2 separate regions of the Homo sapiens genome follow, and region 1 is linked to region 2. The links are chromatin loops, found by intact Hi-C in ENCODE. Cell type or tissue: ascending aorta. All regions are shown on one strand. Links, peaks and the distances in the headings refer to the core of each region. The heading gives the core; the rest is flanking DNA.

Evidence for each region. A loop is a pair of places that touch in the nucleus more often than their neighbours do. Peaks named below come from ENCODE experiments on the same cell type or tissue, not always from the same donor. Only the 100,000 strongest peaks of a DNase experiment are listed, where the experiment ranks them.
Region 1: a loop joins it to region 2, with 9 times the contacts of the local background. A loop is called at or near these places in 8 of 110 quality-filtered maps.

The regions. Positions count from the first base shown.
Region 1 is chr7:75,760,919-75,763,725 of GRCh38, reverse strand. No RefSeq gene overlaps it. Among named protein-coding and RNA genes, the nearest start is that of CCL26, 9.9 kb to the left of the region's middle. In ascending aorta, for the core only: a CTCF peak has its summit at 1,078 (motif pointing right); no DNase peak of the experiment used is centred there.
Region 2 is chr7:75,610,466-75,613,272 of GRCh38, reverse strand. The region is part of intron 1 of HIP1 (huntingtin interacting protein 1); the gene reads left to right. Among named protein-coding and RNA genes, the nearest start is that of SPDYE5, 120 kb to the right of the region's middle. RefSeq lists an enhancer at 1,241-1,814. In ascending aorta, for the core only: CTCF peaks have their summits at 1,407 and 1,610; a DNase peak (open chromatin) is centred at 1,292; H3K4me3 peaks cover 937 bases; H3K27ac peaks cover 2,315 bases.

The DNA of each region.
Region 1 (2,807 bases), core at 98-2,597, 150 kb before region 2:
AGGTCAGGAGTTCGAGACCAGCCTGGCCAATATGGTGAAACCCTGTCTCTACTAAAAATACAAAAATTAGCTGGGCATGGTGGCACGTCCCTGTAATCCCAGCTACTCGGGAGGCTGAGGCAAGAGAATTGCTTGAACCAGGAAGTTGGAGGTTTCAGTGAGCTGAGATTGTACCACTGCACTCCAGCCAGGGTGACAGAATGAGACTCTGTCTCAAATAATAATAATAATAAATTAGTATTATGAAGCCTGGTGCAGTGGATCACACCTGTAATCCTAGCACTTTGGGAGGCTGAAGTGCGAGGATCATCTGAGCCCGGGAAGTTGGAGGGTGCAATCAGCAGAGATTGCACCACTGCACTCCAAGCTGGGTGACAGAGCGAGAGCCTGTTTTTTTTTTTTTTTTTTAAGTATTATTATAATTACAAAAAAAATTTTTGGGGCCGGGCCCAGTGGCTCATCCCTATAATCCCAGCACTTTGGGAGGTGGAAGCTGGCAGATCACTTGAGGCCAGGGGTTCAAGACCATACTGGCCAACATGATGAAACCCGTTTCTACTAAAAATGCAAAAATTAGCCAGGTGTGGTGGCACCTGCCTGTAATCCCAGTTACTCGGGAGGCTGAGGCGGGAGAATCGCTTGAATCTGGGAGGTGGAGGTTGCAGTGAGTTGAGATCACACGGCTGCACTCCAGGCCAGGCGACGGAGTGAGACTGCGTCTCAAAAAAAAAAAAAAAAATTATAGAGACAAGGTCTTATGTTGCCCAGGCTGGTCTCAAACTTCTAGCCTCAAGTGAGCCCCAAAAGTGCTCACTCAGACTCCCAAAGTGCTGGGATAACAGATGTGAGCCACACCACCCAGGCCTCAGGGATTAATTCTATCTTGCACAAATGAAAGACTTGGGAAACATCTGTGTAATATGCCACCAAATACAAATACTGCCAGACACCCTTTGCCCAGGCTCAACTCTGAATCAGAGCAGAGTACCTAGGGGAAGAGATCCAGACATCCAAGCTTGCAAGACAAATTCCTGGTTGAGAGCTCTATAAAGAAGAGGGACTTCTAGCTGTAGTTCTACAAGTTTACCAGCAGATGGGAACAGTCTCCTACCATCTTTTAAAGTTTCCTACCACTGCACTGTTGACAACTGGCAGATTTACAGAAAAGTCTATTCTGTGAGTCTTTACCAAGGATCTACTTGAAATCTAGAGTCATGTGCAATCTCTTTGGGAGGCGGGCAGGGAAGAGACAAAAGTGAAGGAAGACTGAGCTCAATCTTCAGAGGGTACATTTCATTGGAGAGCAATGAAATACACACAAAGCAATTAAGATCCCCTACAAGATAACACACCTGAGAGTTTGACGGGAGACACTATCTCCTTGGGCTTCAGTTTCACGAAATGAGGAGGGAGAAATTGAAGACATTCACAGTGGCTGGCGCGGTGGCTCACGCTTGTAATCCCAGCACTTTGGGAGGCTGAGGCAGGCAGATCACCTGAGGTCAGGAGTTCGAGAGCAGCCTGACCAGTATGGTGACACCTCGTCTTTACTAAATACAAAAAAATTAGCCGGGCATGGTGGCGCATGCCTGTAATCCCAGCTACTTGGGAGGCTGAGGCAAAAGAATTGCTTGAACCCAGGAGGCAGAGGTTGCAGTGAGCTGAGATTGCACCATTGCACACCAGCCTGGATGACAAGAGTGAAACTCCATCTCAAGAAAAAAAAAAAAAAGAGGAAGAAGACATTCATAGTGTCCCAACCTAGGTGCACATCAACAGTGGACTGGATAAAGAAAGTGGGGTACATATACACCAAGGAATACTATGCAGCCATAAAAAGAATGAAATCATGTCCTTTGCAGTAACATGGATGCAGCTGGAGGCCATTATCCTAAGTGAATCAACACAGAACCAGAAAACCAAATATAGCATGCTGTCCCTTACAAGTGGGAACTAAGCACTGAACACACAGGGACATAAAGATGTGAACAATAGCCCAGGTGCAATGGCTCACGCCTGTAATCCCAGCACTTTGGGAGGCCGAGGCAGGAGGATGACTTGAGCTCATGAGTTCAAGAGCAACCTGGGCAACATGGCGAAATGCCGTCTCTACCAAAAATACAAAAAATTAGCTGGGTGTGGTGGTGCACACCTGTGGTTCCAACTGCTTGGGAGGCTGATGTGGGAGATGGCTTGAGCCCAGGAAGTGGAGGTTGCAGTGAGCTGTGATTTTACCACTGCACTCCAGCCTGGGTGACAGAGTGATACCCTATCTCAAACAAACAAACAAACAAAGTTGTTTTTTTTTGTTTGTTTGTTTTGTTTTTTTTTACAGAATCTCGCTCTGTCACCAGGCTGGAGTGCAGTAGCGCGATCTCGGCGATTCTCATGAGTAGCTGGGATTACAGTCATGTGCCACCATGCCGAGCTAATTTTTGTATTTTTAGTAGAGATGGGGTTTTGCCATGTTGGCCAGGATGGTCTCGATCTCTTGACCTCGTGATCTGCCCGCCGTGGCCTCCCAGAGTGCTGGGATTACAGGCATGAGCCATTGTGCCTGGCCAAAAAATTTTTTTATAAAGATGGGAATAGGGCCGGGCACGGTGGCTCATGCCTGTAAACCTAGCACTTTGGGAGGCCGGGGCAGATGGATCACCTGAGGTCAGGAGTTTGAGACCAGCCTGGCCAACATGGTGAAACGTGTCTCTACTAAAAATACAAAAGAAATAGCTGGGTGTGGTGGCAGGTGCCTGTAATTCCAGCTACTCGGGAGGCTGAGGCAGGAGAATCGCTTGAACCTGGGAGGC
Region 2 (2,807 bases), core at 64-2,563:
TCCCAGGCTCACCTGATCTCCATTTGGTTCTGTACTCTCCCTGTCATCCTCACTCAGGTGGTAGGTCCCAGCTGTTAACCTGAGCTATTGCCACCTGTACTGCAACCTGCCATGGCCAATTTTCTTTTCTTTCTTTCTAGTTTTCTTTTCTTTCTTTTGTGTGCATGTGTGTGTGTGTGTGTGTGTGACCCAAGTTGGAGTGGTGCAGTGGTATGATCATAGCTCACTGCAACCTTGAACTTCTGGGCTCAAGCCATCCTCCCACCTCAGTCTCCTGAGTAGCTGGGATTACAGGCACCTGCCACCATGCCCAGCTAATTTTTGTATTTTTAGTAGAGACGGAGTTTCACCATGTTGGCCAGGCTTGTCTTGAACTCCTGGCCTCAAGTGATCTGCCTGCCTCGGCCTCTCAAAGTACTGGGATTACAGCCTCTTTTTAAAAAAATTATTATTATTATTATTTGAGATGGAGTTTCACTCTTGTTGCCCAGGCTGGAGTGCAATGGCACGATCTCAGCTCACTGCAACCTCCATCTCCTGGGTTCAAGCGATTCTCCTGCCTCAGCCTCCTGAGTAGCTGGAATTACAGGCGCCCACCACCAGGCCTGGCTAATTTTTGTATTTTTAGTAGAGATAGGGTTTCACCATGTTGGTCAGGCTGGTCTTGAACTCCTGACCTCAGGTGATCCACCCGCCTCGGCCTCCCAAAGTTCAGGGATTACGGGCATGAGCCACCGCGCCCAGCCTTTATTTTATTTTTTTTGTGAGACAGAGTTTCTCTCGTCACCCAGGCTGGAGTGCAGTGGCGCGAATTCGGCTCACTGCAACCTCCACCTCGTGGGTTCAAGTGATTCTCCTGCCTCAGCCTCCTGAGTAGCTGGGACTACAGGTACGCGCCACCACCCCTGGCTAATTTTGTATTTTTAGTAGAGATGGGATTTCACCATGTCGGCCAGGCTGGTCTGGAGCTCCTGACTTTGGGTGATCCGCCCACCTCCGCCTCCCAAAGTGCTGGGATTACAGGTGGAGCCACCGTGCCCGGCCTCCTCTGCCTTTGTTTTGCCCTTCTCCTTTCCCATCTGTGCTGCCTGTTCTCAGGTTTTCCTTCTCTGGCCCCTTGCCTGGGGACCTGCCACCCCCACCCGGGGCACATCCCCGTGCCTGCTCCTGCCGTGGGACCTTTGTGAGCCAGCCTGGCCTTGGCAGCCCGAGGGCTGGGCTTCTGCCAAGAGCTGTGTGTATGTGACCTGACAGTGTCCAACTGGGCCCACAGGCCAGGCCCAGGCCCAGCTCCCCACACAAGCAAGGCCAGAGGGTTTCCCATTGGCCACTGCCTGGCTGGGCTGTCCCAGGCGAGCGGAGGATGGGGAGTGCTGGGGAGGGAGGAAGAGAGGCTGGGAGAAAGGCGCCCTTCCTGCGGTGCCTGCTGGTAATTGGCTCTCCGGAACCAGCCGGGGACACGAGGGCCTGCTGGGTCAGGAAGTGGTGGACAATGCCACCCTTTCAGGGGAGACACGGCTTGGTCTTAGGTCCTGTGTGACTCCAGGGAAGTCCAGAGAACAGCCTGTTCTCAGATGATGTTCCCTAACCCAGAGCCCCCTCCAGAGGTGAGACACCCAGCCCCGCACTGCCCGCCCTTGGTGCTGGGAGGGGCCCCCAGGCATTGGCCTGTGGCGGGGCGGGAACAGTTCAGAACCAAATGATGTCCTTCAGAGAGCCTGGGGCCGGGAGGGGAAGGGAGTAGATTTTCTCAAGAGACTGTGAATCACATACCTGGGACTTTTTTTTTTCTTTTTTTTTTTTTTTGAGACAGAGTCTCACTCTGTCACCCAGGCTGGAGTGCAGTGGCACCATCTCAGCTCACTGCAGCCTCCGCCTCCCCAGTTCAAGTGATTCTCCTGCCTCAGCCTCCCAAGTGGCTGGGACTACAGGCACGCACCACCATGTCTGGCTACTTTTTGTATTTTTGGTAGAGACAAGGTTTTGCCATTTTGGCCAGGCTGGTCTTGAACTCCGAACCTCAAGTAATCCGCCCATCTCAGCCTCCCAAAGTGCTGAGATTACAGGTATGAGCCACCGCACCTGGCGTACCTGGGACTCTTTCTAAAAAAATTTTATAGAACAGGCGCAGTTCAAGACCAGCCTAGCCAACATGGTAAAACCCTGTCTCTACTAAAAAAAAAAATACAAAATACAAAAATTAGCTGGACATGGTGGCGGGCACCTGTAATCCCAGCTACTGGGGAAGCTGAGGTAGGAGAATCACTTGAACCTGAGAGGCAGAGGTTGCAGTGAGCCAAGCTCACACCACTGCACTCCAGCTTGGGAGACAAATGGAGTGAAACTCCCATCTCAAAAAAAAAAGTATATATATATTTTATATAAATAATATATAAAATTTTAATATATATAAATATATATATATATTTTTTAATAGTGATGGGATCTTACCATGTTGCCCAGGCTGGTCTTGAACTCCTGGTCTCAAGAGATCCTCCTGCCTCGGCCTCTCAAAGTGCTGGGATTACAGGCATGAGCCACCATGCCTGGCCTCTACCTGGTACACTTTAGAGGCGAGAGTGCTGGGAAGCAGCCAGTCCTGATGACTTATGGACTTATGACCTGCCTTCGCGACTGTGGGCCTACAGGAAAGGAGAAGGCAGGGTCCTTGTGCTTGGGATTCTAGTCTGGGTAGGGAGGGAAGGTAATACTCAGTGTCAAACGTATTAAGAGAAATAGGAATTCAAAAAAAGAGAAAAAAAAGGCCAGGTGCGGTGGCTCACAACTGTTATCTCAGTACTTTGGGA